Regions from separate parts of the Homo sapiens genome. Here region 2 is linked to region 1. Evidence: read pairs that join two places in POLR2A ChIA-PET (ENCODE). Cell type or tissue: A673. All regions are shown on one strand.

Region 1 (5,000 bases):
TGCTTTTTTTACACAATCAATAAGATTGAGCATTTTGGCCTAAAATTTTTTAAGTGAGTATTAACTAAAAACCTGGCTCATAATGTAATAACATCAGCAAGTCTTATTAAGCATAGTAATATTAGCAAAACGTTGTGGACCCTCAGCCTGCAAGCCACGTCACTTCCAGATGAACCCACCCCAGTATTGGAATTGTAATGTGTGCTCGAGTCTGCTCATTAGTTTGTTAGTTTCGGATGAGTTATATATTGGAGGTTTACCAGAAATGAGGAGTTAGTTGGTCCTAAGTCATTGTTTCTTTTTGTTGCCCTTTTTTTTGTGATTGTCAATGCAGTGCATATTGATTTTATTAAATTTACACAGTACCAAAATGGTGAAAAGAATTTTTTTAAGAAATCACAATCCAATCACTCAGAGGCCAACATTGTTCACCTTTGGGCAGATTACTCTGCAGTGTTTTGTGTCCTTTTTTTTGTTTTTTCTTTTTTAAAGAGATGGGGTCTTCCTGTGTTGCCCAGGCTGGCCTCAAACTCCTGGCCTCAAAGGATCTTCCCACCTCAGCCTCTTGAGTAGCTTGGATTATAAGCACCCATCACCACACCCTTAAATTTTCGTAAAATATAACTGAGATAAATTTGGGTCCGTATTTATATCCTGCTTTCTTTAATATGCAATATATGCAGCTATTCATGTCATTAAGAACTCTTTTTCATATAAATTTGCATAGATGTGCTAAAATTAATTTTTAAAAAATTCCTACCTGTTGGTTATGTAGATTTTCAAACTTTGTATAAATGGTGCTGCAATGGACAGCTTTGTGTCTAAGGCCTTCTAATCCTCACAGTAGATGTCTGAAAGTGGAATTACTGAGTCAAAGAGTCAGAATCAAGGTATATGTACATCTGAATAACTTTCCGGAAAGAGCCAGTGAACAGTTCCACTAGCTGTGAGTGTGTGAGAGTTTGTTATTCGTTTCACTGCAGCTTTGCCAGTATTACTATCAGTTTGTTTTTTAATCTTTATTAATTTGATAGGCAAAAAAAGGTACCTTGTTTTAATTTGCATTTTTTGAGATGCTAGATAGTTGAACCTTTTTTCTACATTTAATAGCTGTTTTTTTTCCTTTTGAGAATTATCAGGCAGGTCCTTTGAAACTCAGGGGTTTTTAAAGGGCAATTATTGTTATCATCTTCAATCAGTTGTGGATGCAGGAAACAATTATGGTTTTAATCATCTACAGCTCCCTCCTAAGGTTAGCAGGCAGCGAGGGCCGGAACCCTGTCTTGCCCTGACCTCATTTCTCAGGAAATTAAGGCTAAGATGGTGTTTAATAATAAAATTGCTGTCAACCCTTCCATTTACATTTTAGCCCTCTGCAGTTTGCACAGTGCCACCCCATTCATTATCTCAGGGTGAGCTTCAGTGCAGCGCTGGCAGGTAACATCCCCATTTGACAGATACTTAGCGGAAAAGGGGCGGGCCTGCGATCCTGGCGCTAATCAGTGGTAGAGTGGGGATTCCAGATCCTCTGACTTGGCATCCAATGCTCTGTCATACCCTCCAGCCTTTGGATTGTGTTGATGGAATCTGGAGGGCATTTTCCCAGCTTATTTAAAATTGTTTGGATTGGTTGGGATGAAGGGAGAATCTTACTGTCCTCTCGAGTCTAGGAGGCCTCATCAGCACAAGAGGTGTCTGTGTGGGGGTCTGGAGAGGGGCCCCTCTGGGCTATGGGGAGTCCATGAAATGAAAGAAAGTTTGAAGTCTGGGCTCATTCAGTGGATTTTTCCCCCTTTTCACTCTTAGTAGAGAACAGTCTGCCAGAGATGATACATTTTTAATTTACTTTACATTTTGACCATATTTATTAATTTTTAAAAATATGTTTAATCCCACTTTGGGAGGCCGAGGCGGGCGGATCACGAGGTCAGGAGATCGAGACCATCCTGGCTAACATGGTGAAACCCCGTCTCTACTAAAAATACAAAAAATTAGCCGGGTGAGGTGGCGGGCGCCTGTAGTCCCAGCTACTCGGGAGGCTGAGGCAGGAGAATGGCGTGAACCCCAGGGGGCGGAGCCTGCAGTGAGCCGAGATTGCGCCACTGCACTCCAGCCTGGGCGACAGCAAGACTCCGTCTCAAAAAAAAAAAAAAAATGTTTAATCCACTGCTGCCCTCTGAGGATAGGATCTGTCTGCCTCCAGCTACCCACACAGGGTCTGTTGGGGAAATGTGCTAAAATTAATTTTTAAAAAATTCCTACCTGTTGGTTATATAGATTTTCAAACTTTGTATAAATGGTGCTGCAATGGACAGCTTTGTGTCTGAGGCCTTCTAATCATCTCACAGCCGTCACCTGAGGGACTGTTATCATCCCTCTTTTGTAGATGAGGAAACCAAGGCCCAGGGAGATTAAGTATCTTGCTCAGGGTGACCCAGCTAGCAAATAGGAGAAATGGGCTCCAAACCTAGACTGTGACAGGGTCTCGCTCTGTTGCCCAGGCTGGAGTTGACCTCCTGGGCTCAAGCGATCCTCCCACCTCAGTCTCCAAGTAGCTGGGACTACAGGTGCATGCCACATGCCCAGCCCAGTTTCTATTCGTTGTTGTTGTTGTTGTCGTTGTTGTTGTTTTTAATTTTTTATTTCCATAGATTATTGGGGAACAGGTGGTGTTTAGTTACATGAGTAAGTTCTTTCGCAGTGGTTTGTGAGATTTTAGTGCACCCATTACCCAAGCAGTATACACTGCCCCCTATATGTAGTCTTTTGTCCCTCACCCCCTTCCCATCCTTTCCCCCTCTGTCCCCCAAAGTCCACTGTGTCATTCTTAATGCCTTTGCATCCTCCTAGCTTAGCTCCCACTTACAAGTGAGAACATATTATTTTTGGTTACTTCAGTCCTGAGTTACTTCACTTAGAATAATAGTCTCCTTCACTTAGAATAATAGTCTCCAATCTCATCCAGGTCACTGCGAATACCATTAATTCATCCCTCTTTATGGCTGCGTAGTATTCCATCATATATATATCACAGTTTTCTTTATCCACTCGATGATTGGTGGGCATTTGGGTTGGTTCCATGACTTTGCAGTTGTGAATTGTGCTGCTATAGGCATGTGTGTGCAAGTATCTTTTTCATATAATGGCTTCTTTTCCTCTGGGTAGATACCCAGTGGTGGGATTGCTGGATCAAATGGTAGTTCTACTTTTAGTTCTATAAGGAATCTCCACACTGTTTTCCATAGTGGTGGTACTAGTTTATATTCCCACCAGCAATGTAGAAATGTTCCCTTTTCACCACCTCCATTCCAGCATCTACTGTTTTTTTTTTTATTTTATTTTTTTGTTATGGCCATTCTTGCAGGAGTAAGGTGGTACCACATTGTGGTTTTGATTTACATTTCCCTGATCATTAATGATGTTGAGCATTTTTTCATATGTTTGCTGGCCATTTGTATATCTTCTTTTGAAAATTGTCTATTCATGTCCTTAGCCCACTTTTTGATGGGATTGTTTGTTTTTTTCTTGTTGATTTGGTTGAGTTCATTGTAGATTCTGGATATTAGTCCTTTGTCAGATGTATAGATTGTGAAGATTTTTTTTCCCACTCTGTGGGTTTTCTGTTTACTCTGCTGACTGTTCCTTTTGCCATGCAAAAGCTCTTTAGTTTAAATAAGTCTCAGCTATTTACCTTTGTTTTTATGCATTGCTTTTGGGTTCTTGGTCATGAAATCCTTGTCTAAGCCAGTGTATAGAAGGGTTTTTCCAATGTTACCTTCTAGAATTTTTATAGTTTCAGGTCTTAGATTTAAATCTTTAATCCATCTTGAGTTGATTTTTGAATAAGCTGAGAGTTGAGGATCTAATTTCATTCTCCTACATGTGGCTAGCCAGTTATCCCAGCACCATTGGTTGAAAAGGGTGTCCTTTCCCCACTTTATGTTTTTGTTTGCTTTGTCAAAGGTCAGTTGGCTGTAAGTATTTGGGTTTATTTCTGGGTTCTCTATTCTGTTCCGTTGGTCTATGTGCCTATTTTTTATACCAGTACCATGCTGTTTTGGTGACTATGGCCTTATAGTATAGTTTGAAATCAGGTAACGTGATGCCTCCACATTTGTTCTTTTTGCTTATTCTTGCTTTGGCTACGCGGGCTCTTTTTCAGTTCCATATGAATTTTAGAATTGTTTTTTCTAATTTTGTGGAGAATGATGGTGATATTTTTATGGGAATTGCATTGAATTTGTAGATTGCTTTTGACAATATGGGCATTTTCACAATATTGATTCTCTCCATCCATGAGCATGGGATGTGTTTCCACTTGTTTGTGTCATCTATGATTTATTTCAGCAGTGTTTTCTAGTTTTCCTTGTAGAGGTCTTTCACCTCCTTGGTTAGGTATATTCCTAAGTATTTTTTTTTTTTATTTTTTTGCAGCTATTATAGAAGTGGTTGAGTTCTTGATTCGATTCTCAGCTTGGTCACTGTTGTTGTATAGAAGAGCTACTGATTTGTGTACGTTAATCTTGTATCCAGAAACTTTGCTGAATTCTTTTATCAGTTCTAGGAGCTTTCTGGAGCTGTCTTTAGGGTTTTCTAGGTAAACGATCATGTCATCAGCAAACAGCGACAGTTTGACTTCCTGTCTGATTGCTCTGGCTAGGACGCAGTCTCTGTTCTTAACCTCTGAGTATTGCTGCCTCCGAGCCTGGAATGCAGTGATGATGTTTTCTGGGCTTAACAGAACATTCACATCCACCCTCTTTTCTCATCTGAAAATGTGTGTATAGGGGGCAGGGGGCGTTGTAGGAATAGAGTGAGAAGTGAATCTCTGTGAAGACAAATCCGGCAGCTTTTGGGCAAAGGGAAGCAAAGGCAGTTTAAACTCTTATCCTGTAGCAGAAGGACACTTGGCTCCCATTGAATTATCTGGAAATCTAAGGACTGGAAAGATGCACAGAGGCGCAGGAAAGGAGACCTCGAATCCGGGCCGTGCGACTCGG
Region 2 (5,000 bases), 520 kb after region 1:
TTTCACCTGTAGCCCAGATACTGAAACCAAAGAGGTGAGACAGAAAAAGCCAGCACAACTTCTGGGTGCCCAGTGGTGCCCCCAGGCACTCAGAATGCCGCTAGGAGAGCCGCTGTCCATCTGAGACCCTCATTAGAGTCCCATTCATCAGCTGGGAAGATGGGCACCTGGAATCCCAGGAGCTACCCCTGCGAGGTACCTTCCTGTGTTTCTTTAGTGGGAAGGCACCTCCTGTCTACCTCAAACTTCAGGAGGACATGGGAATTTGGGGTCTTATCCTAGCTGATCTGGCCATTGCCAGTGGCTTTCGTGACTCTTTAGGAATTTCTATCTCAAACACTGCGAGATGCTCTTGAGAGCACATTGCAGACAAATCCCTGCCCTTGGGCACCTCACCATCTAGTGGGGAAGAGAAGATGTGAGCATGGGAACTGCTGGTATGAAGCGCGGCCCCAGGACTGTGCTGAGCCTTCCCATGTGTTATCTCTGTCCTTACAATAGTTTTCATCCCCTTACTCTGAAAGGGAAACTGAGGTTCTCAGAGTGTCTGCATGCTCAGGGTCTCCCAGGGGCTAAGCCAGCATTTGAGGAGCTCAGAGGAGTTGGGTGACTTGCCCATGCGCAGGCAGCTGGAAAAGCCAGGATTGGGGCCCTAACCTCCTTCTCCAAGTCTAGAGGCTGGGCTGCCTCCTCTCTTCCATAGTCTCATGGTGAGGCCCACTATGAGACACAAGCACCAAAACTGCTCTTGAGAAAAAATGAATGCACTCCCTGTGTACCCCCTGGTGTCATATTAAACCACAGGTTGACTTCAATACCCATTAAGCCATTATCTGTCCCCATACCTGCAGCACTGGCCCCACAAGAGGTTTGGGCTCTAGGAGATAGCACCAGATGGCTGATTGGCCGGGGACTGACCCTTGGAGTTGACAGAACTCCACCCAGCCTGAAGGCCGTCTGCTCTGGCAGATGGAAGGCTGTTGTCTGTGGTGATGTTGGCCATCTGTTGGCGGCTGGGAATGATGAACCCCTCTGGGACCCTGCCTGCGGCCCTCTGGGGCCACCTTAGTTCAATCAGGATTACTGGGTAAAGGAACGTAATTTTTTAGGAAACTCAGTGGGGCAACGTATAGCCTCTTACTTTCCTAGAACTCCAGCCAAAAACTTCAGAGGACATGAAAGAGGGCTGGGAGGTACCTTGGCCATGTCAGCTTGGGGAGGGACACTTGGCACTTTCTCTTTCATGCTAGAGGCAGTTCTGAGCAGAAGAGGAAGCTTTAGCCCCATTCATGAGAAAGCTGAGGTTCAATGAAGAGGCCACCTGAGCTACCCTCCTTAGAGTCACCTCGTTAGATACACCCCCCACGGATCCAGAATGGGAACCGAGGCCTGTGCAACTCCAAAGCCCATGCCCCTTCATCTGACCCCTGTAGGGCCCACCACTGATGAAAGTAGCAATGCTCTAAAAAGATAAAGGATTATTTTTTAAAGATGATTTATTGGCTTTTAAAAATTTAAATAAAGTGACAACTTATGACCACGTATCAAAATCTGAGATGAACCAAACAACTCGATTGAGAAATATTAAAAGTACCACTTGGGCCGGGCATGGTGGCTCACACCTATAACCCCAACACTTTGGGAGGCCAAGGTGGGAGGATCTCTTGAGCCCAAGAGTTCAAGACCACCCCGAACAACATAGGGAGACCCTGTCTCTACAGAAAATAAAATAATTAGCTGGGCAATGTGGTGCATGCCTGTAGTCCCAGCTACAAGGGAGACTGAGGCAAGAGAATCTCTTGAGCCCAGGAGGTTGAGGCTGCGGTGGGCCGTGATTGCGCCACTGCACTCCAGCCTGGGCAACAGAGTGAGACCCTGTCTCAAAAAAAAAAAAAAAAAAAAGAAAAGAAAAAAAAACACTTCAAAAAGCTTAATTTCATCAACCCCTCTATTTTTCTTTTCTTTTCTTTTCTTTTTTTTTTTTTTGAGATGGAGTCTCGCTCTGTCGCCCAGGCTAGAGTGCAGTGGTGCGATCTCAGCTCACTGCCAGCTCCGCCTCCCGGGTTCACACCATTCTGCCTCAGCCTCCTGAGTAGCTGGGACTACAGGCACCCGCCACCACGCCTGGCTAATTTTTTTGTATTTTTAGTAGAGACGGGGTTTCACCATGTTAGCCAGGATGGTCTCGATCTCCTGACCTCGTGATCCGACCGCCTTGGCCTCCCAAAGTGCTGGGATTACAGGCGTGAGCCACCACGCCCGGCCCAACCTATTTTTAAGAATTGGTCCTAAGACATTGCTTATAATCCAGACTTTAGGTTTCTTGAATTCATGACATTCTCACTCCTCATCTTACAAGTCCTACTGAGGCTCCCTCCCTCTGCCCTGGTTCCGTTCTTTTAAGCCTATTTTATTCTGGTACAAGAATTCTGGGGGTGGGAGGAGAGCCTCCTGGGCTGGTGTCTCAGTCTTAGATTCTGGGAGCCAAATGCGGGAAGGAGACAGCTAGATGTAATGAAATAAGCTTCAGAGTCAACTAACTCCCCAAATTGAGGGAAAGACACCCACTGGTCCTGCTCCTAGGGCAAGTCTGAACAATGATGTCTGTTGGTTATTTCCCTGGGCAGTCATCCAAGGTAACCTCCAAATCTCAGCTGAAGCAGAAAATGGCCTAGGCCCCCAGTTTTCCTGGAACCACAGGAATGTTAATCTCTCTCCACTGAGCCCTGAGAAGCTGACTTCTTCATTCTGGACGTTCCAAACATTCCCTTTTGGTTTGCAATCACTGTGCTGTCCTCACCCCAACTTCCTGCCACACCCCAGGGCTCCCACAGCTCCATGGTAGCTCTTTCCTTCCTCCAGGTCTTTACTGGGGCTGTAGCTTGGCCACATCTGGAGGGCCATCCCCACCCTCATCTCCCACCTGCTGCTCGACCATCTCTGGCCCTTCTCATTCTTCACAGTTTCTTTTAAATGCTCTGGACTGGTATTCCCCACAACCTCCACCCCAGACAGAAGTCATTGCCTTTCCCACAAACACCCTTGTTCCCCTGACTTGCAGTAGATCATTCCACTGTGGTGGGTCATGTTCATTCCCACCAGCCTTTGCAGTCCTTGGAGGTGGGAACTCTCACCACTCCCTCTCTGGGCCACGGCACCTGGCTCAGGGCCTGGCCTGGCACCGAGTGGTGCTTGGTAAAGGTTGGATGGATGGATGGGCATGTGGAAGGAAAAGAGAGAACCAGAGAAAGGATGGTCACTAGTCCTAAGGTTTCAGAAGATGCAGGCTAATGTGGTCTTGTCATTAGCTTCTCCAAAAAAGTCATGGTTTTTGGCAGTTTTCCTCCAATATAGAATTGTTCTTAGCAAATAAGGCTATCCAGCCAATCCACTCATTTTAATACTTTGGTGTGGTATAGTTGACATGTCTCTAGGAAACCATGTTTTTCCAAATGAGAAGCACAGAGCAGGGCAGTGTTGCCTGAAAGTCATACCTACCTGGTATTAGTTCCACGTGGACCTGGCTGCTGATGTCCTGATCCTGGCCCAGAACAAATTCACATCCCTGCTTTGGGACAGATAGGCCTGAGTCCAGGCGTGGCCCTCCCTGGGGAAATTACAGGCTTAAAGGCACAGGGAGCTGAGCAGACCTTGAGTTCCTGTGTGAATTAGTTGCCCCTGCTGAGGAATAAATCAAGCTCTATTGTTTCTGAACTTTCTAGAGTTCCTTCCACCAGCTTTGCAGGCATCGGCTGGTGGGCTGAAGGTAACTAGGCACAAATGGCTTGAATGAGGTCCTCTGTGTGTGGCTTTACATGGGGATTGCCAGTGTATTTCCTCTTTAACCCTGACTCAACTTGATTGGTAGTGACTGGCTGCTATATTGAGAATGATTCTGAGGCCTCAACTAGGGTAGGCTGTGCAGGAAGAAGTATGGGAGATTAATTAGTGATGTCTGCCACAGGGATGAGAGGGAAGAGTAATGCCACATAGCTGCCACCCCTGGTTTTCTTAGTTACTGAGCACAGGCTTTGGAATCTAGCCAATTGAGATTGAATTCCATTCTACTCTCTGCTGGGCCTCAGTTTGTTCATCCCTGAAATGGATGTGTATATGTCAGGGTATGGGTTCAGCTGCTGTGACAAAAACATCTCCACTGGGTGTGGTGACTCATACCTGTAATCCCAGCACTTTGGAAGGCCAAGGTGGGCAGATCATTTGAGTCCAGGAGTTTGAGACCAGCCCGGCAACATGGCAAAACCCCTTCTCTACAAAAAAATACAAATATTAGCCTGGTGTGTTGGCATGTTCCTGTGGTCCCAGCTACTTGAGAGGCTAAGGTGGGAGGATCAGCTGAGCCCAGGAGATTGAGGCTACAGTGAGCCATGTCTGTGCCACTGCACTCCAGGCTGGGTAACAGAGGGAGACGCTATCTCAAAAAAAAAAAGTTTCAAAGCACTGTGGCCCAAAACGAGTGAGAGGTTTCTCATTCACATTAAAGAACCCAGAGGTAGGTGAGCAACTCTGAGCTGGGGGGCAGCCCTTTCTCAACATGTACCTTCTGCTGTGGGTCTGAGGCGGCCACTCTAGTTCCTGCCACTTCCCAGCCAGAAGCAAAGAGAACTGGACCAGAGGAGCGTGTATCTAGTGGTTTTAAAGGTAGGACCCAGAAGCTGCCCATCTCACTTTTCATTTCCCATTTAGGCAGAATAGTTACTTGGCTACACCTCACCATGGCTTGGCTGGGAGATGCAGTTTTAAGCTGGGGAACCATGTGCCCAGCTAACAGTCACTTGAACAGAGAAGGAGAAAGTGAGTGTCAGGATGAGATGCCGCAGGGATGCTGCTGGGCACCTCTCACGGTTGTTAGGAGAACTACTGATAACATATACCCCACTGTGGCGCCCAGCAGGCCCTCCCTGAGCTCACAAGATTCTTCCCTCTCCCTGCCCAGGAGCTAGTGAAGATCCTGCACAAGGCACTGGAGGCCGCCCAGCAGG

What was found. Peaks named below come from ENCODE experiments on the same cell type or tissue, not always from the same donor. Only the 100,000 strongest peaks of a DNase experiment are listed, where the experiment ranks them.
Region 2: POLR2A ChIA-PET joins it to region 1 with 14 read pairs; 2 of 35 experiments call an interaction of 5 or more read pairs at or near these places.

The regions. Positions count from the first base shown.
Region 1 is chr9:98,736,914-98,741,913 of GRCh38, reverse strand. All of the region lies in intron 14 of ANKS6 (ankyrin repeat and sterile alpha motif domain containing 6), which reads left to right. Among named protein-coding and RNA genes, the nearest start is that of GABBR2, 30 kb to the right of the region's middle. In A673, no CTCF peak of the experiment used is centred here; no DNase peak of the experiment used is centred here.
Region 2 is chr9:98,221,183-98,226,182 of GRCh38, reverse strand. TBC1D2 (TBC1 domain family member 2) reads left to right here. Exons shown (of 13, transcript NM_001267571.2): 6 at 4,955-5,000. Among named protein-coding and RNA genes, the nearest start is that of MIR6854, 5.5 kb to the left of the region's middle. RefSeq lists an enhancer at 2,314-3,513. In A673, no CTCF peak of the experiment used is centred here; a DNase peak (open chromatin) is centred at 2,672; H3K27ac peaks cover 1,887 bases.